Regions from separate parts of the Mus musculus genome. Here regions 2, 3, 4 and 5 are each linked to region 1. Evidence: chromatin loops called from intact Hi-C (ENCODE). Cell type or tissue: heart. All regions are shown on one strand. Region 1 has its middle 21 kb from the start of Gm46666. Region 2 overlaps Plce1 (phospholipase C, epsilon 1). Region 3 overlaps Plce1 (phospholipase C, epsilon 1). Region 4 has its middle 29 kb from the start of Gm46666. Region 5 overlaps Plce1 (phospholipase C, epsilon 1).

Region 1 (5,000 bases):
TAGAAACTTTGTAATCAAACTACTTGGCTTTTTTTATAGGTATTAATGAACCAGGCAAATAGCTTCATTCTCCTGTGCCCCAATTTCTTCTCACTTAAATAGGAATCGCTGCAGTATTTATTTCATAGGTTTGTTGTGGGAGTCAAATGAGTGACTTCCTGCCGAGTGCTTAGAACTGTAGCTGGCATTAAGTAACTGTCTGATAAATATAGGCAGTATGATTATTCCTTCACTTTACTTCTGCGTATTAAAACTTAGTCTTACTAATAGTTTGCTTTGAAAAATTCTAGGTTTTGCTTTTTAGTTCTCTACTTAGTTTTAGTTGAAGTTTTTGTATGTCTTATTTCCTCCTTGTTTGTCTTGTTTTGTAGCTAGATTCTCCTACTGAATACTTAGATAACTCATTGTAAAACTTTATTCTTTTCTGGTAAATACATCTATTAGAAAATTATAGTTTACTGCCAAGATTGCTTTATATACAGCCAACATTTTTTGTATGTAGTTTGCTGTTATTTTTATTATCTTTCAGTTCTAGTACTTACATTTCTGTTAATATTTTTTTAACCTATCAGTTATTGGGAAGTTTTGCTTCTCTCTCTTTTTGTTGTTGTTTAAAGAATTATCTTCTATCTCTTTTTAAAGATTTGTTTTCTTCTCATTGTGCTTTTGTATGTGTGTGCTTTGTGCATGTGTGCATGAGCATGCAAACGTGTGTGTGTGTGTGAATATGTCACATGTCTGTTAGTGCCCGAAGAAGCCAGAAGAAGATGTCAGACCCCTTGGAACTAGTCACAAGCTGCCTGACTGAATTTGGGTCCCCAGTGAGGACTGTAGATACTGCTGAGCAATCTCTCCAGTCTGCCCCATCTTTTATAAAAAGTGAGGAGGGAGAAAGGGAAAGGGGGACAGAATGAGGAAGAGAAAGGGAGATGAGTTGTTTACTTCTTTTCTAAACCACTGCTCAACTCAGATGTCATGTCTGCAAGCAGGGCAAAGGAACATAGTATGTATGAAGCAGAGGAGTGCATTTGCCACCTTCTGCTTGCTATGCTGCATCTGGACTTACTTAGATCCTTTCCTGCCAGAATATCAGTACCCGGAAGGTGGGAGCTTTGCGGACTGGTCTGTGCACTGCCCTCATCCTGGTACCCAGAGCAAACACACCAAAGAGGAAACAGGACTTGCAAAAACTGTTATTTAAATAAACACCAATAAAGCAAAGTCTGCACAAAGCTCCATGATTCCTCCATGAGTGAAGACAGACAAGATCGTCACAATGGTGAGCACTGGGTGGCTGCTATTACCTCACAATTACTCTCTGGCAGGAGTGTTTGAGAGCAGGCTGGGTTTAAGATGGTCGTTATTAATGACAGGGTTTGGGAATGCTAGCCAAAGTGACATACAGGCATTAGTGAAGGAATTTCTTGTTCATTAATCTAAAAACAACAACAACAACAACAACAAAACAAAACAAAACTACACACAACAACAACCCAGTTTGGGCCTTTTATTTTCTACTTAAAGAATTCCTTTGGTGTGTATTAGTTCCTCTTTAGTGTTGACTGAAACACTATTGATTTTAATTCCTTTATTGAATCAAACGCAGAGCCACTGAAGAACGGAGTTGGTTGTAAATCAGCTCAAAGATTCCAGTTGGAAAAAAAAAAATCAGTGAAGAAACTGGGCCTCATCAGACCTCACAGATGAGGCCACTCTAGGATACCTGGTTCAGGCTCTCTTAATGTCTGAACTCTCTAACCTATTTGCAGACTGGAAAGTCTGTCTGCACCATCTATGCAGTCAGTGACCCGGAGGGGGAGGAACCGGTGTCTCATAAAGCAAGGTCGTACCTTCTTCAGCCCTTTCCCAGCCTCCCAGGGTCTCAGATGTCAGTAGACACATTGCCCCCAGCTGCTTAACATAAATCATTGTAGTAGTCTGTACTGACCATGCAACACTCAGCTTCAGGATTTGTTTAAGAGCAGGTTAGCCAATGGCTGGCTTGTTGAGTGTGACAAGAGGGCCCATCTTCTTCTTGAAGTATGTAGAATAAAGGGTGTAGGGCCGGCCTCCTTCTGGGAAACGATTTTTACAACTTAAATTCTTAATCTTAAGGATTCCCACTTAAGTCCATTTCCATTGAGTGCTCTTTTTGCTAACAATTAAAAAAAAAGATGGTGCGCTTTCTTCTTCAGTCTCCAACACTGATGCTCTAAATGTAGATACAATTTCAACGGTATCCTTTCTGGAAGCTGTTGTTATTTACTGAGCAGAATGGTCCTCTGTACTGAGATGCGGACTTGCTTCTCTGAACTGAATTTTCCATGGAAATTGTCCAGCGCTTCTCCAATTCTCAGGCGCTTTATCTGACAGTCTTTTTTCCTGCAGATAATGGCTGGCAGCAACCCACAGCGCAGAGGTTATACGCTGTACTTCTGAAAGAGCCCTGAATGGAGCCATTGTGCCCCTGAGATGGTCTGCATGTTTGACTGAACAGAAAGCAGGGTGTAAAAAAAGGCACCTTGTATGCAACTGTTGGCGAGGTTGCGGAGTGAATTAAAATCTCCAGAAAGTCTGGGCAGTGCTGTTCAGAGGGAGCAATGAGCTCTCTGGAAGTACTGTTAGCTCAGACATTCCAAAGCGGTGAGGCAGCCTCAGGGACTAGGCTCCCTCCAGTGGCATTTACGGAGGGAGTGAGCAGGGAACATTGATCTGGACACTCTCTTTGCAAAGATTTGGGAAAGGCACCCTATGTAGCTGTAGCCGGTGGAGCCTGCAGGTCACCATACTTGGGTGATCAGCTTGCTACTTATGGGACCTACATTTGTCTTGGGTCTCAGTAGTGCATAGGCTCAGCTGGAGGGTTTGATGTTTACTGCCTAGATAGCCACCACTTTGCAGCAATCTGATTCCCACATCAGATTTAAAAGAAAGGACAACCAGCCACAAGTTTGGGGGTACCAGGTGATGATGATATCTGGATGGCTAGATCCATTAAATGAGCTATACAAATCAGGGTGTAATACTTACGTTAAATAAAAGCCCGATCAGCTTATCTATTTTTGCTGACCTCGCCACTTACCTGCCCAAGTCTATGGTTGGAGTAAATGACCATTTATTTGTTGTTGGTCTAAAACGAAAATCTTGATACTTAACGAACAAAGAATTTCCCCCAAAGCCTTCTGCTAAACCCTTCCTGAACCAGCTTTAGTGGGAAGCAGTAACATTAGTTTTCATTAAAATCCTAGTGGTAAGAAAACAGCAAAACAGTGTAAGGATCGGGCTGGCAGATTTTTCTTATGGGTAGAATTCTTTGGCTGTCTTGTGCATTCTTGCTCCAGCCTCTCCTGTGCTCTGGAGGCTCCAAGGAGGGGAGATCTCGTTTAAGAAGGACCTAAACTGAGCAAGAACCTGTGGGAGGCAGCCATGATCCAGTTACAGGTACAGTTGGGGAAGGATGAGGGCTGGATGCATCCTTCTGTGTGGCTCATTCTGGCTAGGGCGTGGTGGCCTCCTCACAAGATGGGGAGTTAGTATGGCAATATTGAAGATCTCTGCATTAATTAAAGTTGTGCAGGAGAATGACTGGCTGTGGTGTGGAGGGTTGATTTGGTCCATAGAAAAGACAGACTTGAGATGTGGGCCCTAAAGAATCGGTCCTAGTTGAATGTGGGAGAGGATGTCAAGCCTGTGGTATCTGCAAAACAGGCAGGCAACAAAGGAGAAGGCACAGGTTTAGGCAAACGGGAGGAGGTTTGGGCTTTCTCCAGGTCTCTGGCTCTCCTAACTGCAGACAGGGCATAAAACTTTTGCCAGTAGCCAAGGACGCTCTATGCAAAGCCGGCAGTTTCTGGCAGCTGTGAAAATCTCCAGATTTGCTTCAAAAAACCAAACAGGCTCAGTTGGTTTTTTTCTTTTTAAGAGGTCACAGGCATGGGTGGTCACACACAGCAAGAGGGGTGTCTTGGGGCACAACGATAGATAGCGTTCTACAAGTACTCGCGAAATGAATGGATGAATTAGAGATGAGAGTCTCACCGCCCACACCTACTAGAGTAACTTTGCTCAAGTCACGTAGTAACCTCGGGCCTCAGTCTCCCGATCTGTCACCCAGGGATGGTCAGCAGGAGGGGACGCAGTGCGAGAGGACCTCTTGCACCCGAGGTGTGCAGAATTCCCGCCCTCCCGGGAGCAAGGTGATCCATCGCAGCTGTAGCCCGCTCCCTCCTGGATCTGAGACAAGAGAGTGGCTCTTGGACTCCTTGGCCAGGAGGGTCTGGCGGGGGTCGCCCGGATTGCTAGAGTGGGGTGGCAGGGTGGTGGGGGCGGGCCCCATCCAGCCGAGTCGGGGGCGGGCCAGGCACTAGCCGCTCCCCTGGTCGCCCGGCGGCCCGCGGTGGCGCTCGCGGCCTCTCACCCCGCGGGCGAGTTCTGGGAAAGCCCGGCCCAGGGCGGGGGCCCGCGCCGCGCCGCCCCGCTCCGCTCGGCTCCGGGCAGCGCGCACTGCTGGGGCGAGGGACGCGCGGGCTGCGCCCGGAGCGCGGGCGGGCGGCGGGGGCGGCGGGCTGGAGCGGCGGACGGCGGCTGCGCGCCCCGCTGTGCTCCCGGGCACTTGCCCGGCTCCTGCTCGCTCCTGGGAATCGGCTGTGCTGCTGACACTCGGTGGCCCGGACTCTCCACGACTCTGGGGACGCACGCGAGTGGACCAGGTCCCCAGGGGCGCGGCATTCCCGCCCCGCCGCACGACTGGCTGGAGATCTAAGGTGAGCTTGCGACTCTGTCGCTTGGTCCCCGAGGACCGCAGATCCGGAGAGCTGGGCTGGGTGCTCTCCAGGCTGTAGTCGTTCCCGGGCAGCAGCCTAACTTTGCGGCGTACCTGGTGGCCCAGCCAGCGGCTCCCGCCTCCCAGGAAGACAGCCGGGGCAGCCATCCCTTGCGGAATGCGAGGCTGGAGGTCACCGGGTTACCCTGGCCTCGGCTCACCATTTCATGCTGTGTGT
Region 2 (5,000 bases), 77 kb after region 1:
TGCAGTGGAGGTGGCCATGTTATTTCTTTCCTAATGTGGCTGTAAGTCCTAAGTGGTGGTAGGTATATGAGCGTAACACTTATCACCCAGTACACACTCAGTGAAGACGGATTACATCATTGTTATCATCATCATTTTTGGAAATGCAGCTAGAGAAAGTTCTCAACCGATAGAAGTGTTCAGGGTTGTGGCCATTTGGAAAGTAATAAGCTCAAAGAATACAGGAGAGCATCAGAAATAAGATTCCCTCGCTTTAAATGTCTGTTTCTTAGTTTTGTGAACTTGGCAAGATTTCATTTCCTTGTGCCTTGAAGAAATGAGTACTCTGTGGCTTGCCTTACAAGAAAATTACAAGGATTAGTGAATTTATATTGAACTCTTGGACTCTCTGATTGCAAAGTAGGAAATATTTTTTGCAGCTGGGATGCATTAATGCTAGCATGAACCTGGGCACAATTACCAGATTTAGTCTGTTTTTTTTTTTCTTCTGCCCCTTTTCAGCTTTTGTGAACTTCTGTGTTTCTTTGCTGTGTGACTGAAGGGATTGTGGAATACTTGCCTTTGAAGTTTTGGTGGCGAGGAAGCCATGGGTGAAGGTGCTAGATGTTTGGGTGGCATGAGATAAGCAAAACCCATTTTTTGGTTTTGTTTTGGGGTGAGCAACCTTACCCAGTCTTGTTTCTCTCCGAGACAAACTGGAGAAACCAGCTGGGCAGGAAGATTGTTACAGATTGGGCTCCTGTCCTGGAGATAACACAATTGTGTTTTCTTCTGTCGAGAGAAAGTCATTAGCCAACGAGAAGTGAGCTTTTATAGTTACTAACAGAAATGTAGTGCTGGGGTTGGAGATACGATATGAGTTAAAAGCACCACTTCCTCCTGAGAACCTGGGTTCAAGTCCCAGAATCAACATGACAGTCCACAACCATCTCTAACCCCAGTCCCATGGGATCCCAGGGCACTGAGTATATCTGTGGTACATAGACACACATGCAGACAAAACCCATACATGTAAATTAATACATAAAAAGTAAAGGTGATGATAGTCTTGAGAGTGTTATTGTTTTGCCTGGTTCTGTATATCTATCTGTCTTGTTTGTTTCTTTGCTCATTTGTTTTTCTGGTGCTGGCAATGGAGTTGAATTGGACACTAGGATAACTAGGAGGGGTGGCCTAGACATGGAGACCAGGAAGCGAGGGGAGGGAGAATACTATAGAAGAAGTAACAGGGAGATGAAGGGAAGTGAGGACACCAGGGAAGATAGTTATTTAAGAGAAATGGTGCAGATCACAACAGAGCAAAGGAGGCAAGGGCTCCATCCAGTGAGCTACGTCTTTAGCCCCTAGAGCTATCTAATTTGTAGCACATTAAAAACTAAAGTATAGAGGTTAATTCTGTGGAGGGACATTCATGTGAAAGGGTTGGCACAAGAATTAAGAGTAGAACCTTTTTTTTCCTTTGAGACAGGGTTTCTCTGTGTAGCCCTGGCTATCCTGGAACTCACTCTGCAAACCAGGCTGGCCTCAAACTCACAGAGATCCAACTGCCTCTGCTTCCCAGTGCTGGGATTAAATGAGTGTATCACAATCACTGGGTTAAGAGCAGATTCTTGAGGCAAGCCATCCAGACTGGAAGTCATTCTCAGCCATGTGCCTTTGTGCAGATTTCAGGACCTTGGAGGAATAGCTCTCAGTTTTGTAAGGAATAAAATAGTTAACAAATACATAGAATTTGTTATACTACTTAATTCACAGGGTAAGCACTGAGTGCTTGTAGGTTAGCTTTTGTCATTTTGAGCTGTGGGTTCTGGGTATAAGCCCTGGATTTAGATGGCTTGAGTTTGGATCCCAACTCAAAAAAAAAAAAAAAGTCCTCCTTATAAGCTAACCTCAATGAGTATTTTTGTTAATTAGTTACACATCTTGCATATACTTGGTCAGACTCATGGGAGAATTAAATGAGCATATCCTAATTTCCAGTGTGCCTGGTAGATATGAAATACTCAATGTATGTTAGCTATTGGTCTCTTGGCTTTTCTTTAGATTTCAGTGACATCTTTCTTAGCCCTTAAGGAGAAAGTTGGAAAATCTGAGTGTCTTGGGCTTCTGGGAGCTGGTGTCCACCTTCCACCTCTGGAAGATCCTTCCCAGATTGTGAGCTGGCTGCTGAACAACACAGTCAGTCATTTCTGAATCCACTCTCCAGACCACGGTGTTCTGCAGCAGATCTTGGCAACACATCAGGTTCCAGGAAAGTACATGAATCACCACAGGAGTCCCAACGCTGCACTTCTGAACCTCATAAAAACATGCAGTGCTGTTACCAGATAGCCTAATACCCATCTTCCCTAGTGTCCTCGCTTCCTTTCCTATCCTATCTCCCTCCTTCTCCCCCCTCTACATTGTTCTCCTTTCTTCCCTGGTCTCTATGTGCAGACCCTTCCTCCTACTACCTTCAGCCCAGATCCCAAACAATTTCAGTCCCTTCCCACCTGGACACCTCTTTCCTCAACCCCCGCCCCCGCCCCTGCCCCTCCCCTTCAAATGCTTGCTTGTTGGCAGCGCTCCCTGCATGTCTGCTTCAGTCATCACTTTCTCCAGCTCTGCCTCTTTCCTGTAAGGCACTGTTGTTTTTAACTATAGACATCTTGGATCCCCATGTCTCTGTGTGTGGAAGTTCTATCTGCTCTGGGAAAGGTGGACATTTGGTTTCCTGGGAGGAGATAACTGAATGGCTATGTCTCTGTGGCTGATACAGGTTAAAGTCCTTGCTGTAGTATTGCCATATCTCATTGCTATCTCATATCTCATTCTAGACTAACACTTAAAATAGAGCCTGACACATAGGTGGTACATACATTTAATTCCAGTACTCAGGCTATAGAGACAGACAAATCTCTGTGACTTCAAAGCCAGTTTACTCTATACCGCAAGTTCCAGGCTAGCCAGGAGCCCATAGAGAGATACTACCTCAAAAACAAACAAACAAACAAACAAACAAACAAAATCCCAAACAAAACAAAAACAATAAACAAGCAAATGAAGAAATATTAATAGTGAGGTTTCTGTAGTATTAGGAAATTAGCAGCGGCTGTTAAATCAAGGGGGATTAGAAGAGGATGGTGTGTTCCAGACAGAGTATCATGTACCAAGGTCCCACGGTGGACAATATGAACTGAACAAAACCCAGAGATATAGGATTAAGAGTGGGGAGGCAGGTGAGGTAATTCAGAAGTGAACAGCAGAGGCCTCTGCATTGATTTGATTACATCACAGCTATTGACTTGGCCTGTACTTTGTCACCTTGCCCCTGTGTTTCTATATATCACACATTTATGTCCCTATAAAATATCTTTGTCTTGTCTCTAACTCAGAATGATGATATTGATGAGATCAGAAGCTAGTTAGTGTGGCAATTGGTTTTCATTGTCAACTCAACTACATAGAATCTCCTGGGAAGACAAGAGTCTCCATGAGTGATTGTCTAAGTCACATTGGTCTATGGAGAACTATCTTGATCAAGTTATTTGATGTGAGGGGACCCAGCCTGCTGTGGGTTCAGCATCCTTTCTTGTTTGGGGTCTTGAACTATACCAAAGTAGAGGTGAATCGAGGAAGCATGCATGCATTCATCCTCTCTCTGCCCTTGACGTTGGAAGCAGTGGCTCTAGTCCTGGCTTCGTCGTCTTCTTGAGGAATAATCTTGGGCAAGTTACTTACCCTCTCTCTGGGCTTCTATCTGAAAAGGAAGCTTCCATTAATTAAAAATGACAACTGTGGTAGAAGTGCTGAGTACTGCCCATGGCTGTGTGACTGGCTTGTGGTATACTCCTGCATCTTGAAGGTGGAGGAGCTTTGAAGACATCACAGTAGGGGTTGAAGAGTTTTTCAGTTGCAATTGGATCTTGATAGAGCCCTGAGCATTGCCTGAGGTGAGGGGCCAGTGATTTTCATGATCTGGTCTGTAATTTCCTTGAAGAATGATCTGAAATTTTTTTCTTATCCTTGTTCTTTGCTGGGAACACATGGCAGCCATGACTACAGTTCCCACTCAGCCTTCATCAGGGAAGCCATTCATCTTTAGGTCTTCTAGTTCATCTCTTAAGGTCATGATTTCATTTGTCTCCCTATTTCTCACTCAACCTGGTTTTAGTTGACACAGATTCTGGAACTTTGTCTCCTTTGGTCACTGAACTATGATTTCCTGCATCTCATTATCCACAACTCTAGTTCCAGACCCTTGGGATGCACTGGCTTGCTGATTCATGTACCCTTTTCTGCCCCTGTGACCTCTTGGAACTGGGATCACTCTTCACTCCTGACACTTGCTGGCTGGGATAAAACAACTTTATTTTCTACTCCCAGATCCACACTCATTCCTGGCCTTCTGCATTATAAGTTGGAACTCATGCTGTTTCTGCTTTCATTTCCTTTTGGATAAGAGGCATGGCCCTTGAGTTCCCACTTCCAGTTCTAGATTGACATATCAAAACAAAATCCCCCTCCCCATGCCTCACTATATGCTTTGCTGTTGTTGTCTTGAGTTAAGATCTCACACCATAGCACAGGCTGTTTTAGAACTCCCATAATAGCCTAGGTCAGCCTGGAACTCGTGGCAGCCATCTTGTCGCAGTCTCCTGAGTGCTGAGATTGCAAGTGTGAGCCACTACATCTGGCTTTTCTGTGCTCTGGTCAGGCGGCAGGCAGAGAGCTTGCTGCACTGTTTGTATTCACCTTGACACTGTGCATTCTTCAAAGGCTGCAAACCATCCTTAATTATCTCTGTGATTCAGAACTGGGGCAGGGCCTTACAAAATAAAAGAAGGCCTTTAATGAATGATTTTTAAAACCAATTAATTTATGATCCTTTGAGAAGACCAGCAGTCTGAACCACAAAGAGAGGGTGTTTGGCTGCTATGGAAACTATGGGCAACTCCTAGAGATGGCTATCTATGGGGAGGCCCCTTCAGCTGTTGAACTCTTTGAAACAACCTGCCTGG
Region 3 (5,000 bases), 88 kb after region 1:
TGTGCGTGCTATGCCTGAAGTCGAGCAGAGCTCAGTGAGGATGGGTGCTTATCCTGAGTGGCGTCAAGGAAAGTGGGTCTTGTGTTAGCTCTCAGACGATGGACAGAAGGAAGTCAGAAACGGAGATGTGCCTAGGGGAGACAGAAATACAGAAAGAGTGGATAGGGGACTGTGAAGAGGACAGTACATGCCAGAAATTTCCACCACTCGATGAAGAGGAGCCAGCCAACTGTTTCAGTTCACCGACTCTTTCTGCTCACTCCCTTGAAGGTTTTAAGTCAGGGGTGGCACTCCTGGGCATATTTGATGCTGTGGTCTGCGTACCTCACCCACAGCAGATATTACTCTAACAAATCATAATACTATCGTCTTCATCCTATAGCATTTTTACCATGTTAACCTGCCTGTTGGGGCTGACATGCAACCCAAGATCCCTTTGTTTTATGTCCTGGTTTTAGTCAACCTGGTCAGGTTTTACTTTAAGTAAAACCATTTTATGTGTCACTTTGTTGAATGAAAACTTGAAATGAGCGTTATAACAGCATAATATAATTATTTGACTACAACATAAGAGCATCCTCTTAGCATGTCTGCTTCACAGTGATCTTCTTTGGGAGATGACATTTGGCCCATTTACCCCAGGCTAATTGCTTCGATTCTTCAGATCACAATTTTGCATCAATCAGTTCTACTTTTTTCAGAACTTAGCATTGATTTTCCGAAAGGATGCTTTTCAAAATACCAAGTGAAGCAATTATATTAACAATTTCTAGTCCTTTCTTATCAAGTAGAAAATGTGTCCCTTGAGATCGTGGGGTCTGCTGTACACACTGTTTTCCTTTAGGATAATATGAGTGCTGCCTTTCCTGGCCTCTCTTCTTGTCCCCTGTGAATCTCATTTTTTCCCTTGCCCCTTTCTCCTTTCTCCTCTTGGCCTAAATCTTATCCTTTAAGAACTGGGAACAATGGCTCTGGCCACATGTGTGGCAGAGGATGGCCTTGTTGAACATCAGTGGGAGGAGTGACCCTTGGTCCTGAGGTTATTTGATGCCCCAGTGTATAGGGGAATGCCAGGGCGGAAAAACTAGAGTGTGTGGGTGGGTGGGGGAGCACCCTCATAGAGGCAGGGGGAGGGATTGGATAGAGGGTTTCTGAAGGGAAGACCTGGAAAGGGGAAAACATTTGAAACATAAATAAAGAAAATATTCAATAAAAAATATATTTGGTTTCGGACCAGGGGTGGCGAGGGGCCGGGGAGGGAGAATAACTGGAAACAAGGCTGACAAGATGGCTCAGTGGGTACTAGCAAGTGGCACATGTTCGCCTGAGCCCCCACTTCTCTCTCTCTCTCTCTCTCTCTCACACACACACACACACACACACACACACACACACACACACACACACACACAGAGTTCCCAAACCCCATCCTCATTTCTGAAGTCTGCCTTTCCCCAGAATGCTGTATTGTGTGGTTTTGAGCTCACTTTTGCTGGATGCTAATGATTTGGGGACCGGCCATCTTCTCCAGCTAGACTCAGAGACCCTTCAGGGCAGCCTGAGCCTGTTCTATCATTGTCCACCACAGTGTAGGAGACAGTGACATCCTTTCCCAATGGTGGATGGTAATGACACACAGAAGCAGCAAATTATCTTTACAGCTCTGGGATGCTGGCGTTTATCTTCTCTTCCTAGGAATTGCTCTTCATGCTGCTTTACTTGAGAAAATATAATTGGTGTAAAATTAGATGGCAAATCCATATTGGGGAGCCATTCATGTGGAAAGGTGACAGCTTGTTCTGACTTTAACCCTGGCTCTGGCTCTTGCAGTGATAACAGCAATGGTATCCAGCTGTTTCTAGCAGAGTCTACCTTCCCTTGAGTAAAGGGAGTACTTGGGGCCTCTGACTGGAAACATGGCATGTCATGGGACAAATATGCTGGCATTTCTGTTAGGACAGCAGGTGATATCCTCTTCCTGAGGGAAATGGGAGAGACCAGGCATGTGGAAGGACCTGCATCATGACCTAGGATGAAGGGCCACACTGAGCCTGTATCCTGCTATCAAAAGTTCCTTTCCTCTGAAACATCACTTTTTGCCTCATATTGTAACTGGGTGCAAGCCAGTGCACTTACTGTGTGGCAAGAAGAGTTGGTGTCCACTTCCTGAATCAAGCTAAACTCTCAATTATTTAGATTTTTTCCCCCAGAGGCACTATGAGATAGAGGCATTAGGACCTGGCTCTATGGGAGAGGAAACAGCTGTTCAGGGAGGGTAAATGGGATGCTTGATGTCACTGGCTGGTCAGTGGTAAAGTCTGAAAGCAGAATCCACATCCTTCAGACCCTAGAGCCTATAGTTCTCCACCTACATGCTAAACTGCTACCATTTCTGCCCGGGAGAGTCCCATAAAAGAGGTGCCCAGGGGAGCTCTGGATCTGAGGGTCCTGCTGCCTCATCCGCAGGGCAGTGCACTGTTTTCTTTTTTCCTACCAGTAGATGGAAATAGAACTGAATGTTTCAGCGAGTCCTAGAAGGATTGCTGGAGTCTCTCCCTCGGAGCAAAAGGAGGGGGAGGAGAAGCAACAGAAAATCCTTAGGAAAAGCTACAGTGAGAGGATGGCTGTCAAACCTGAGCAAACTCCCTCCCCCCACCCCCCACACCCCTGGCGTCATGCTCTGATGATGGTTTTAACCTCTTAGAGGCCAGGGAGCCGGGAGCAGCCTTTGGCAGCTGTAGAATCTTGTGAGCGTTGCTGGACACTGCCAAGTAGGGGCTTTCTTTGTGCTAACCAAGGTCATTTTCTAAAGACTTTGTCCTCCATTGTAAGCTGCTGCCCTGGGAACACAGTCTTCCCACAAGTTTGTATGTCATGTCATTTCTAGAAAGTGTGGCTTTGAGAAGAAAACAGCTAAAAGAGTATATGAGTGGATAAAGAATAAAGGGACACCTGGTCTCCTCTTGTCCAGTTGTATTCCTGAATAATACTTTACATAGACATTCAAACTCTTTCTATGCACATGTGTTTACCATGCACTGATATTTTTAAACCATGTTATAGCTGCCGAGCTGCACATGCTTACGGCATAGAAGCACCCTTGAATATTATTAGTGTTAGCTGGTTCCTTTCAGCTCCGGTGGTTTGACCCTGGGTTGGCACTTGGGCAACATCTGGCGACATGAGCTGACAGGCACTATGTACTCATATCTAGTGAGCAGGGGGAAGTTGCTAATCCTCCTACAGTATGTAGGTCAGTTCCCTACAGCTAAGAATTTCCATGCCTTACATGTTTGCGCTTTCTGAGACTTCATTTCTGGAAGATGAAGATGCAAAGACAAAATGTCTGTGGATAAAGACTTCATTTTTAAGTTAAAAAAGAAAAGGGAATGATGGGCTGTTGAGTGGCTCTGGCGATAGAGACGCACAAGCCTGACCTCCCGAGTGTGATCTCAGCAACCCACTCCCAAAAGTTGTCCCCTGACCTCCACATACACTCCGTAGTGTGTGTACACTGCACACATGCACACACACAAACATGATAACAGTAATAAAAATTATATTCACATTCCATACATCACAGATCTCTCAACCAGTTTCCAAAATCAAAAGAACTCGAAGCAGAGGTGTTTAAAGTTCATAGTAAACAAGGATTGTGGTGGCAGACCTTAATCAGAGTGGATACAAACCTCTTTATTCCTGTCAGTGTGCAAGCTTACGGGTCTCCTTAATTAACTTAAGGACATTTAAACCTTATTTAAAACATTAACGGTTTGTGCTGGGGGTTGTCACCTCTGTCTCTTGAGGGATAATTAGACAATATACAGGCCCTTGAGACATATATACTTTTTTTAATTGAAAAGCAAATCTTATAGATTTTGAAGTTTTTGATAAACGCCATTATGAGATAAGTCAATTTATGTTGAAACATTTTCCCAGGAATTTAGCATAGCACTGCTCTGCAGGATTTAGTCCCTAGAACCCTCGCGTGTAGAAACGAGCACACACGAGTGATGTTAGTGACTTTCAGCATTTCAAACCCCCTCAGGCTGGGGACCTGGTTCCCTGGTACAGCATCTGCTTAGCATGTACCAGGCCCTAGATTAGGTCTCCAGCTCTATAATAAACAAAACAGAACAGTCGCCCTTTGGAGATCAGTTTAATCCATTGTTCAGAAGGTGATGGTAAAGTTTCTAGATCTCCACTCTTGCCACTGTCTTATGGTTTTCCATGCAAATTAACAGTATCCCCCAAGCCCCACAAACGACATATTGAACATTGTCTCTTTCTTATTTAAAAGTTGGTAAGGCCTAGGACATATTGAGTACTTATCATGTTTCATATTTAATACTTTTTCCAAATCTGGTCTTCAAAAGTTCCTGACTTCTGTGGAAGGTAGTCTTATTTTTAAGAAAATGAGCTTTTTTGGAACAGACTTACTTGGGTATGTTATCTGTCTGGGACAAGTCAGAACCCCAGGCTGTAGTTCTGTGGGGGTGTATCACTACATGTGATTTCCAAAACACTCACCCCGGGGCAGACAGTTTCAGTATTTCTGTATTGGTGGCTATTAACTCTTTTTTGGGGGGAGGAATAAAAATTATTCCAAGCTGTATTTTCTTTCAAGAGATTGTCCTTGGACTTGAGGGGAGTCATCAAATTTCACTTGAGTGGAGTAGATATTTTTATCAGAATACTAAAATAAAGTCACTGGAGCAAATCTGAGGTTACTAAGCTCTGCCACCCCAGACTCCAGTGCTGAGCGTTATTTGAAATGAGAAAACATCAGTGTCCCCCTGGAGCCTGCATCTGATGTGATATTAAGGAGAGCTCCCAGATATATTTATTTCTCTTGGTTTAATCCCAAGAAGCTGCTGGAACTGTCAGTTTCCATTACGAAAGCGGCAGGTGTAAAAAATATTATCTTCAGTTCTCTACAACAGAGCCAATCCAAGAACTTTCCAGAAAAATGAAAAATCCCTTGCCCAAGCCAAATATAA
Region 4 (5,000 bases), 50 kb before region 1:
AATCTCGGCACTCAGAAGACAGAGGCAGGAGAATCTCTGTGAGTCTGAGCTCTGCAGAATTCCAAGACAGCCAGAGTTATGCAGAGAAATGCTGTCTCAAAATAAACCAATCCTCACTCCCCAAACAAAGAAAATTCAATGTGTATCACACACACATACGCACATACACACACACAAACTCACATACGCAAGCATACACCTATACATACACACCCCTCCCTGTTAAATGACTCAGTGATATCTGGAGCCTGGCTGTTCAGAGTGCAGTTGGCAATCCCATCCTTGTGGTGTCTCTGTGTAGGCAAGAGAGTTGAACTCTAAAATGTTGCCATGGACAATTACTGCTTGATTAGCAGAATCTGAGGCAGGCTGAGGGAGGGCCCAGGTCTTACTAGAGTATATTCAACAGGGAAACTGGATAGGGCAGCGGTGAGCTAGCATGGGGTTTCTATGAGTCTAGTACAGGCTGATGCCAGGAGAGCCCAGGCTCGATGCCCTGTAGGAGTTCCATTCTGAGAGCAACTCAGGAAGTGGGCTTGGAGAACCCGTGAGCCCTTGACAATTTGCACACTCAGCAGCTGGGCTCTGAGGGCAAAGTAAAGGGGGTGTGAGCTGGTCAGAGGCCATGCTCACATCCACTGAGCCACAAAGGAGCAACGAGGGGAAGTGTTCTGGGAAGTGTTTTCTGAGAGCAAAAGAAGCTGTGTTCCAGAGATAGCCAAGGTTGTAGCTCATGCAGCAGTTGGACGTGGTAATGTGTAAGAGTCACCCAGGTGGTACTGGTTTTGAAGGTGCGAAGGAGGGCATGGAGAACAGCTGAGGTTTGGCATTGTGAGAGGCCAGGGAAAGGCATTGGTGAAGACAGAGCTTCAGTTGCAGTTGACAGCCCAGGACTGAAGGGGTCATGCAAAGAAGCTGCGCCTTGGCACCATGAAGAGAGCCTATGAGAAGCTATTGGTGAAGCCTAGTTGCAGTGGAAGACCCCAGTGTCTTGGAGATGCCAGTACCATGGGATGATCACCAAGCATGGGAATACCTGCCAAGGCAGCCCAAGAGAAAGAAGTGTGTTGCAGTCTACAAAGATGAAGGGAGCTGGAGATATGAAGAGCGCTTTGCATCAGACATGGAGATGCAGCGTTTGGAGTTTGCACAGCTGGTTTTCTGTCTTGCTTTGTCCAGTATTTCCTCAGTATGACATTTTGGAATACTGGAACGTATATCCTATGATGTTGGAGGTATATGATCTGCATTTTGGTTTTATAGGGCATTACAGTTAAGAGGTTGCATCAATCTCAGAAGAGACTTTGAACTTTGGACTTTTAACATTGGTGAGACTATTATAGACTATATGAACTTTTGAAGTTGGACTAAATGTATTTTGGATTATGCTATGGCTAGGTATGGCCACCATAGACTCATGTGTTTGAACAAGCCTATGGGGTCAGGGAGTGGAATGTGGTGGTTTGAATATGCTTGGCCCAAGGATAGGGCACTATTAGTAGGTATGAGTAGGTGTTGGAGTAGGTGTGGCCTTGTTGGAAGAATTGTGTCACTGTGCCGAGGGTGAGGGTGGGAGTAGGGTGGGTGAGGGGCACTTTGAGCTTTCTTCCTCCTAGCTGCCTGGAAAAAAGTTTTCTCCTGTCTGCTTTTGGACCAAGATGTAGAACTCTCAGCTCCTTCTCTAGCATCGTGTCTACCTGGACATTGCCATGCTTCCTGTCTTGATGATAATGGACTGAACCTCTGAACCTGTAAGCCAGCCCCAATTAAATGTTGTCCTTTATAAGAGTTGCCTTGGCCCTAGTGTCTCTTCACAGCAACAAAACTCTAAGACAGAGGGCAAATGACTTCACTGTTGTGGCCTCATGAGAGGCATGTAGGAACAGCCTTTCTTCCTGTTAAGTAGATGGATTTTTTTTAGTGTTCACAGCTAGTTTTAGCTACACCTGTAAACCCGACTCCTGGGGAGAGTGTGGCTGCTGCCCCTTCACACTTCCATGCGGTACAGATGTCGGTCATAATTAAAGATGCCCTGCACACAGGCACTGCACCTGATAAGACACCCCGTCACCTGGCTACAACCTGCCTGGTTGTGAGTATGTGCAGGAGAAAGTCAGTGGAGCAAAAGAACCTGCCTCAGGAGTCAGGGCCTGGGATTGAACTCCCACTACTTAGCCCTTACTGAGCATCTTCAGGGAATGTGTTCAAAAGTTATAGAGAAAAAAGAAGAGGAAGGAAGAAAGGAGGAAGAGAAAGAGGAGGAGAAGCAGCGGCAGGAAGGATTTTTCTCTAACTAAGGTGGCTGATTTCGCCTGAGCTTTAAAAAAGTGAACTAAGAAAGCTGACTACAAGCTTCCCCCTTTTGCACTGCCAGGGCAAAGAGAGAGGCCAAGGCCCAATGTAGAAATGGCCTGGATTTAGAATTGATTTGAACAAGAATTCTTTGGTCGCACTTTCCTCCAGCAGCCATTCAGATTTAAAGTAACTGAAGGTGATCCCCACTACCCCTCCATTTTCACAACTCTACCTTTTCATAGTCCCCACTGCCCTGAGGGGTGAGTGTTATCAGCTCATTTAAAAAGATCCAATGGCTCCCCCTTGTGGTTGAGAGCTAGATTGCCTAGATGTGCATAGCCTGGGGCTATTTTTTCTTTTTAATTTTAAATTTGAAATAACTTCCATTGCATTCGGTTTCCACATCATTCACGAAATGCCGCCCAATTCCAGTCGTCTTTTTAATCTTGATTGAAATGATCATCCATTGATTACATCTGTAATCTCATCACTATAGAGAGGTCAAGGTAGAAGGATGATAAATTTGAGTCCAGCTTGGGCTGCACAGCAGACCCTGTTTCAAAAAAGATTTGATTTCAAAAAAGTGGTGGCGCACGCCTTTAATCCCAGCACTCCGGAGGCAGGGGCAGGCGGATTTCTGAGTTCGAGGCCAGCCTGGTCTACAAAGTGAGTTCCAGGACAGCTAGGGCTATACAGAGAAACCCTGTCTCAAAAAACAAAACAAAACAACAACAACAAAAAGATTTGATACTAGAAAGGAACTCAACAATAATGAGTATGGAGAAAAAGAAAGCCTGGCTCACTGTGGGTAGGTGTGTAAATCGCTGCAGCTACCATGGAAAAGGATCTGGTGGCTATGCAGAAAATAATGACTAGAGCTGCCATATGACTCAATAAACCCCACTCCGTGTCTTTACAGCCAGGGGAATCGGGAATCGGGCCCGCTCTTGGGATGTCGTTCATTGTCCCAGTGGCATCTACCATGAACTAAGCCACAGAGTTCATCCTGTATCCTGCTCAAGAAGGGTGACGCTCTGGGCCACACTCTTTTCTTCTTTCCTGACATCGATGCAGACAAATTCTTGGAGTCAAGTCTGTGGAAAACAAGAGGTTACTCAGCTATCTCTGGCTGCCAATGTCCTTGCAGGCAGCCCCCACAGTATCTCAGTTGTTAAGCTGATCTGACGGAAGAACGTCATTTTCAAACTAAGAGTTGGGAGTGAAATGACTTTCTTTTTTCCATTAAAGCGACATGTGTACATGCTAGAAAGAGAGAGGGAAAAAAAAAAACCAAAACAGTGTAGACAAATTAAGAATTAAATTTCCTGTCCCCTCAATGTTTCTTGTGCTGGTTCCTTCCTCCATTTAGACTTCCGGTTTCCGGTTTCTGAGTGTTTGGTCTGCTTCTCCCAGTAGACATACCAGTCAACTAGTGAGTTACCTAAGAGGAATTTGGAAGCTGAGTAAGGAAATGAAAGCGGTCCAGGTTTATTTCATTATGATCAGATGCCCGAAAATAAATCTAGATCATCATTATGTGCCCACAAAGAGAACAACTTGGCACCGGCAGAGAGGTATTTCATTATAAGTTGGATGTGTTATGGTATTAGATGTTTTGTTTCATTATGTTCTCATTTATTGACAGGCCAACGCGACCGCAGAGAATGTGGAGTCCCTGCCAGTCCTTTGCTGACCTCCAGTACTGTTAGGAAAAAAAAGAAGAAAGAAAGAAAGAAAGAAAGAAAGAAAGAAAGAAAGGAAGAAAGGAAGGAAGGAAGGAAGGAAGGAAGGAAGGAAGGAAGGAAGGAAGGAAGGAAGAGCTGAACAGAGAAGATGTCAACATTTCACTTCCATAACCAGCTTTTATAGGATGCTGGGGAGGAACAGTGCATCTTCTTATTCGCTGAAGCATGTTACAAAGCCCAGACTCAGCCCTGATTACAGCCTTTCACCTCCCAGTTAGAGCGGCCCCGCCCCCACCCAGCTTCTTCCCTACTGTAGGGGCCCATCCTCATTGAAAAGAGCTGCATTGGAAGTGTGCTCTCAGTACTTCCTTAGTGGGCTGTCTATCCCATTGGTCAGGGAGCTCCCTAGTGGGCCACAGAGTGCAAGAGCAACTCTGTGTGTTAATAGGATGTCCGCACCAAGGAATCTTATGCAGTATTAGGACAGCTATAGTCAAAATGGCACATGTGAGCAATCCTTGGTGAAGACGTAGAGAAATGGGAGTCCTTCTATATTCTGCCAATGGGAAAGTCACAACGTTGAGTAGGGCTCACAAGAACAGAGCCAAGAGAACGTATATATGCTATGAAAGGGTTTCGTTAGAATGACTGACGTGGTGGTTGGCCAATAAGAGCCTTCTGCAAGCTAGAGAGGCATAGAGTCCTCTATCTGCTCAGTTCACAAAGCTGGATGCCTCTGTGGTCTCAGGCTGGCTCTGTAGGCCTGCTGGGTTTCTGCAAAACCTTTGCTCTTTAGTTCAGGTTGCAAAGCTTGAGAAACTGCAGCAGGAACAAGGTTCGATAGTCAGGAGCAGGGGGGGAAGGGAAGCTTAGCTCTCCTCAGGTTTCTTTTATATCTGAATGCCTCATCAGGAGGTGCTGCCCATGCTGGGGGTGGCAACGGGGTTCTGGGGAGCAGTCTTCTTCATGAAAATGCCTTTGGGGACCCTGTGGTGCTTTGTATAGGAATGGGCCCCATAG
Region 5 (5,000 bases), 54 kb after region 1:
GATGGAACTACTCACCTTGCATCTATTTCCTTATCTCTGTAGTTACTCTCTTTGGCTAGGTTCTGATAAAAGGTGGAGTAAAAACCTTCCACATGGACTCTGCTTTGAGAGTCTGGTATGTATTTCTGCTACTCTTATGATGCTGGGGCAGGATCAGCCTTAGGACTTTCCCTTCTTTGCTACAGTTGTCCTACATAAATGGAGATCTCAGCTTCATAGAGCCATCTCTTGGAATGGCCATTTGTATGTAGCCTGGAAATGATCTGAGCCAGTGGGCAAGGAAGGACATGCCATCAGGTGATGGCCTGGTCTCATCCTTGCCCTGCACTTTGTTGGCTGGGACCTTGGGATACCATGGATTGATTGCCATAGTCATGAGCAGAAGGAGTTTCCCTCTTGGGGAACATACAGACAGCAGACAGTGAGGTTCAGAGACATCTTAGGGTGGTGGGGAGGCTTCCGTCCTGGTGACCAAATGATTCAGCATTCAGGGACTTGAAGCATCATTGCAGGGCTGGGTGTGACTATCTTCTGCCCTCCATGACACACTGGTGGCTCGTTCTTCCCTGAAAAACTGTTCTCAGAGTCAGAGAGCTGACTCATGCTCCAGCTCTTCAAGGCTTCAAGAAACCCACATGATGCTCTCTTTGGTGGTCTGGATACATGAAGACCTCAAGAAGGCAAAGTCCTGACCCTTATCCTAGGTCCCTGCCTAAACTCTAACCCCTTCCCTTGTGTAAACTCTAGCCACTCAAACCCTCAGAAAGCTCAGCAAAAACCCTTCTCAGCCTTCAGCAACACCAAGAGCTGCAGGTCTCTCAGGAATAGGAAGTGCCCCTTCTCTTCTGAAGCACAAAACCTTATCTCCTTGGTTGGCGCAAGGGTGCTCGATGTCTTCTCTTTTTATACAGCTTTGTTGAGATACAGTTTACCCACTTATATTCAAAGATGATTGCACCTTCACCAGTCAGTCTGGAACACTCTCATGCCCTAAGAGAAACCCTAAGCCCTTTAGCATCACCACCACCTGCCTTAGCCTCTTCCTTAATCCTATACATCCACCATTCTTCCTGTCTCTATAGAATACGCTATTGTAGATTTTTATACACCTGGACTTGCAGAGTATATGATATTTTTGGGGTGGCTTAATTCACTTGCCTCAGTATTTTTTGATCAATCAACACTCTAGCACATATTAATGCTTCATGATTTTTTTTTGTTACTGTGCCATTGTATTGTATTGTATTGTATTTATCTATTTATCCACTCATTAGTTGCTGAACATCGAGCCTTTTCTGCTCTGAGGCTATGACTCTGAGTAATGCTTTTGTGTACTTGTTTTTTCTCTGAAGGGTAAAGGATTGAACTCATGGCTTTTTCCATGCCAGAAAGGTGCTCTAGCACTGAGCTGTAATCTCAGCCCTGTGAGCATTCAAACACAGGCTTTTGTGAAAACGAACATTCCCGGTTCTTGTCAGTGTATACCTAGGAGTGGTGGCACGTGCGTATACCTATACGTTTGACCTTTTCAGGGGTCAGCAGACAGTTCCTCCAAGTATCTGCCTCATGCCCACAGTGAGGCATGATGCACCGATGTCTCTATGACCCCAGCAGGCCTTGAGATTGTCTCTGTCTTTGTTTGTAGCCATCCTACTTGGATATGAAGTGATAGTCTCCTTATAGTTTTTATTTGTGTTTTTGTGATAGTTATTCCTTCCCAGCATTTCCTCATGTGCTTGTTAGCCTTTTGCATTTTTATGGAGAAATTTCTAGTCAAATCCTGGAACTGAACCCAGGATCCCACACATATCAGACAAGTACTCAACTACTAAACAACCCTGGTCTCTTTTGTCCATTTTAAAATTGAGTTGTCTTTCATTTTGAGTTCTTTTATATATTCTAGACATAAGTCCATGATCAGTGTCTTAGTCAGGGTTTGTATTCCTGCACAAACATCATGACCAAGAAGCAAGTTGGGGAGGAAAGGGTTTATTCAGCTTACACATTCACATTGCTGTTCATCACCAAAGGAAGTCAGGACTGGAACTCAAGCAGTCAGGAAGCAGGAGCTGATGCAGAGGCCATGGAAAGATGTTACTTACTGGTTTGCTTTCCCTGGCTTGCTCAGCTGTCTTTCTTATAGAACCCAAGATCACTAGCCCAGAGATGGCACCACCCACAAGGAACCTCCCCTCCATCACTAATTGAGAAAATATCTTACAGCTGGATCTCATGGAGGCATTTCCTCAAGGGAGGCTCCTTTCTCTGTGATAACTCCAGCTTGTGTCAAGTTGACATATAAAACCAGCTATATGATAATATATATGGGTATATATATTTATATATATATGTTCATATATATATTCATATATATATATATAGAACATGGCAAAGATGGCTCATAACGTTAATACCCGTGGAACTTGATAAATATTTCCTTTAGACACCAGTTTATTTCTCCTCCTTCTTAATCTTCCTCATGTCGCTCCACAAGCAGCAGTTTTTATTGTGAGTCGTTCTCCAGAATCTTACTTGCACCCTAGATGACCCTCAAGGGCAGTTTGCACCGCTTTGCAGTCTCCTCTCCCCATTCACCCTCACGAATTTTTATTACACAGATTACTTTTCTCGTTAAACAAGTTGTGTTTCCCAGAAGGATGTTTGGGAAGTCATAGTTTGAATGTGCCCTTCTGGCACGCCACCAGAAGGGCATCATAACAGCTTGGGTGGAGGTCATTGCTTCATGATAAAAATACTCTGTCATGCACAGGTGCCACATAACCTAGAACTGTGGTGAATCATGTAAGGTGTCCAGGGTGCAAAACTTAAGGAGGCCTCACATGTGGCAACCTTATACTCTCCAGTGACTGCCTCCTTAAATTTTGAATGCTGGGCTTCTCAAGTGTCTTGTTTGTTTGTTTGTTTGTTTGTTTGTTTTTTTGGTCCCAGCCCTGGCAACAAGGGTTTAAGACAGCCTGTGTTTATCATCATTGTTTGAGAATGGTCTCCACAGGGTCCCATAAACCTTGGCAAGGATAGTCTTAAAACACAAGCAAGAGTGGCTCTTACAGTTTTTAAAGGTTGAAAAAAAAACTAAAGAAGACTATTTTACAGCATGTGAAAATTATATAAAACTCAAGTGTCCCTGCTGGCAAAGATTTTAATAAAGGTTTTTGGAGTGCAGCCACCCTCGTTCCTTTCCACACTGTCTACAGCTGCTTCCACGCCGGAACAGGGGAGCCTGCGTGCTGTAAAGGCAAAACCAGCCTTTGTTCTTCGGCCTTACAGTAGAATTTTTACTTTTCAGGTGAAGAGACTGGTCTACACCTGGCCACTCCCTATCTACCTTTTCTTTGGCTTTCTGTCCCACCCTCTCAGAGGTCTTCTGTGCTAGCCTGACTCCCACCCTGCACCCTGGTCTAGAATTCCTCTGACAGTCAGAATTCCTCTGACAGTCAATTCCTCTACATAATTCTTGAGTGTCTCCCTGGATTACAAATAGAGGAATACAACTTATACCTGCTTCCATTCTCTCACTCTGCTTCATTTCTCTGTCTCTCTGTCTTTCTATCTCCCTGGCTCAGTTTCTCTCTCTCCTCTTCTCTCTCTCTGTTTCTCTCTGTCTCCCTGTCTCTCTGTCTCTGTCTCTGTCTCTGTCTCTGTCTCTCTCTCTTTCTGTCTCACTCTCTCTCCTTTACAGGCCCACTGCATGCAGGCTTGTTAGCCAGCCTTTTCTTGACAAAGCTACAAAAGGAGCTTATTTTGTGCTCTGCCTATAACAGAATTGGGATTTTTCCACTGAAATTCAAAAGGGATCTTTTTCAGGCCTGTGAACCCAGACAGCATGCTCTCACCTCTTCAGACTTGGCCAGAGAGACAAAGAAGGGTCAGATATGAGTCTCTTTGTCTCTGGCACCTTTTCTCAATTGGCTGTAAAAACTCTGGGAGGCTTTCCAGAAGGGGAGACAGGGAAAAGAATTCTCCTTCTAGAGTTTTGTTCTGCTCTTCAGACAAACAGACAGACATACAGGACCTCCCCGCCAACACAAACGCTTTTAACCAGGCAGTCTATGTATGGACCAGGAGGAATCCTGTTTCTGATTTCAGGGCAAAGGACATTGCTTTACGTTGGAAAGATCATTCTTGGGGTTTGGAAGGTGTTTGGCCGATTTCCTCAGTTTGTCGGGTACTCTTGACAATAGTCCTGAGACTGGACTCTTCTGAAGAGGCCAAAAGGCCAGTTCCATTTCTGCCATTATCTTGCGCGCGCTCGACCAGCAAGAACAACGCTGCAACAGGATCCTTCTGCACACGTTTATTGGGAGAGCTTGATTGCAGAGGCGAAAAGACTTCGAGCCCAGAACTGGTGCTGCTTTTATAGGCCTAGGAGAGGCGTGTCTCATACCCGGATTGGTTATGCACTAAGCCTCATTTGCATGTTCCTCATCTGATTGGCTACTCTCTCTCAGTACCTCACAGAGCCTCATTATCATATCTCATTTGCATGTCTCATATCCGATTGGCTACTCTCTTAGTACCTTACAGAACCTCATTATCATATCTCATTTGCACGTCTCACATCCCATTGGTTACTCTCTTAGTGCCTTACAGAACCTCATTATCATGCCTGGGCCAGGCAGTGTTTTTGCAAAAAACTTTCCTGCATATGTACACATTGGTTGTTTGTCCAATCTTATGTGTGGTGGCCAGCAGTAGTCAGTGCCACTCAGCAACGGCACATGTGGCTTCCCACACCATTAACTGATGAGTGCCCCTAAAGAAATCACTTTAGCCCAGGACTTTGTTCACATTGAGTATAACACACAAAGGCAGCTGTGGCTTCTTTGTCAGAAACTCTGAATACAATTTGCATGTGTAGTTTAACCTATTATAAATTACACATGCCCTCCTGATTCTTGAAGCTCACCAGCCTATGACATCTGATTTAAGTTCCTACCCTCAATTTGGGGCTGAGAGATAACTATTCTACTTCTCCCTGA

What was found. Peaks named below come from ENCODE experiments on the same cell type or tissue, not always from the same donor. Only the 100,000 strongest peaks of a DNase experiment are listed, where the experiment ranks them.
Region 2: it touches region 1 in a loop (2.7-fold over the local background); 3 of 42 quality-filtered maps call a loop at or near these places.
Region 3: it touches region 1 in a loop (2.2-fold over the local background); 2 of 42 quality-filtered maps call a loop at or near these places.
Region 4: it touches region 1 in a loop (2.2-fold over the local background); 4 of 42 quality-filtered maps call a loop at or near these places.
Region 5: a loop joins it to region 1, with 2.3 times the contacts of the local background. A loop is called at or near these places in 2 of 42 quality-filtered maps.

What each region holds. Positions count from the first base shown.
Region 1 is chr19:38,476,594-38,481,593 of GRCm38, forward strand. It overlaps a transcript of Plce1 not described here. Among named protein-coding and RNA genes, the nearest start is that of Gm46666, 21 kb to the left of the region's middle. In heart, CTCF peaks have their summits at 2,677 (motif pointing left) and 4,386; DNase peaks (open chromatin) are centred at 2,628 and 4,408; H3K4me3 peaks cover 1,723 bases; H3K27ac peaks cover 1,589 bases.
Region 2 is chr19:38,553,344-38,558,343 of GRCm38, forward strand. The region is part of intron 1 of Plce1 (phospholipase C, epsilon 1); the gene reads left to right. Among named protein-coding and RNA genes, the nearest start is that of Plce1, 32 kb to the left of the region's middle. In heart, no CTCF peak of the experiment used is centred here; a DNase peak (open chromatin) is centred at 2,248.
Region 3 is chr19:38,564,355-38,569,354 of GRCm38, forward strand. All of the region lies in intron 1 of Plce1 (phospholipase C, epsilon 1), which reads left to right. Among named protein-coding and RNA genes, the nearest start is that of Plce1, 43 kb to the left of the region's middle. In heart, a CTCF peak has its summit at 2,492 (motif pointing right); a DNase peak (open chromatin) is centred at 2,007.
Region 4 is chr19:38,426,894-38,431,893 of GRCm38, forward strand. No RefSeq gene overlaps it. Among named protein-coding and RNA genes, the nearest start is that of Gm46666, 29 kb to the right of the region's middle. In heart, a CTCF peak has its summit at 2,607 (motif pointing left); no DNase peak of the experiment used is centred here.
Region 5 is chr19:38,530,270-38,535,269 of GRCm38, forward strand. All of the region lies in intron 1 of Plce1 (phospholipase C, epsilon 1), which reads left to right. Among named protein-coding and RNA genes, the nearest start is that of Plce1, 8.6 kb to the left of the region's middle. In heart, no CTCF peak of the experiment used is centred here; no DNase peak of the experiment used is centred here.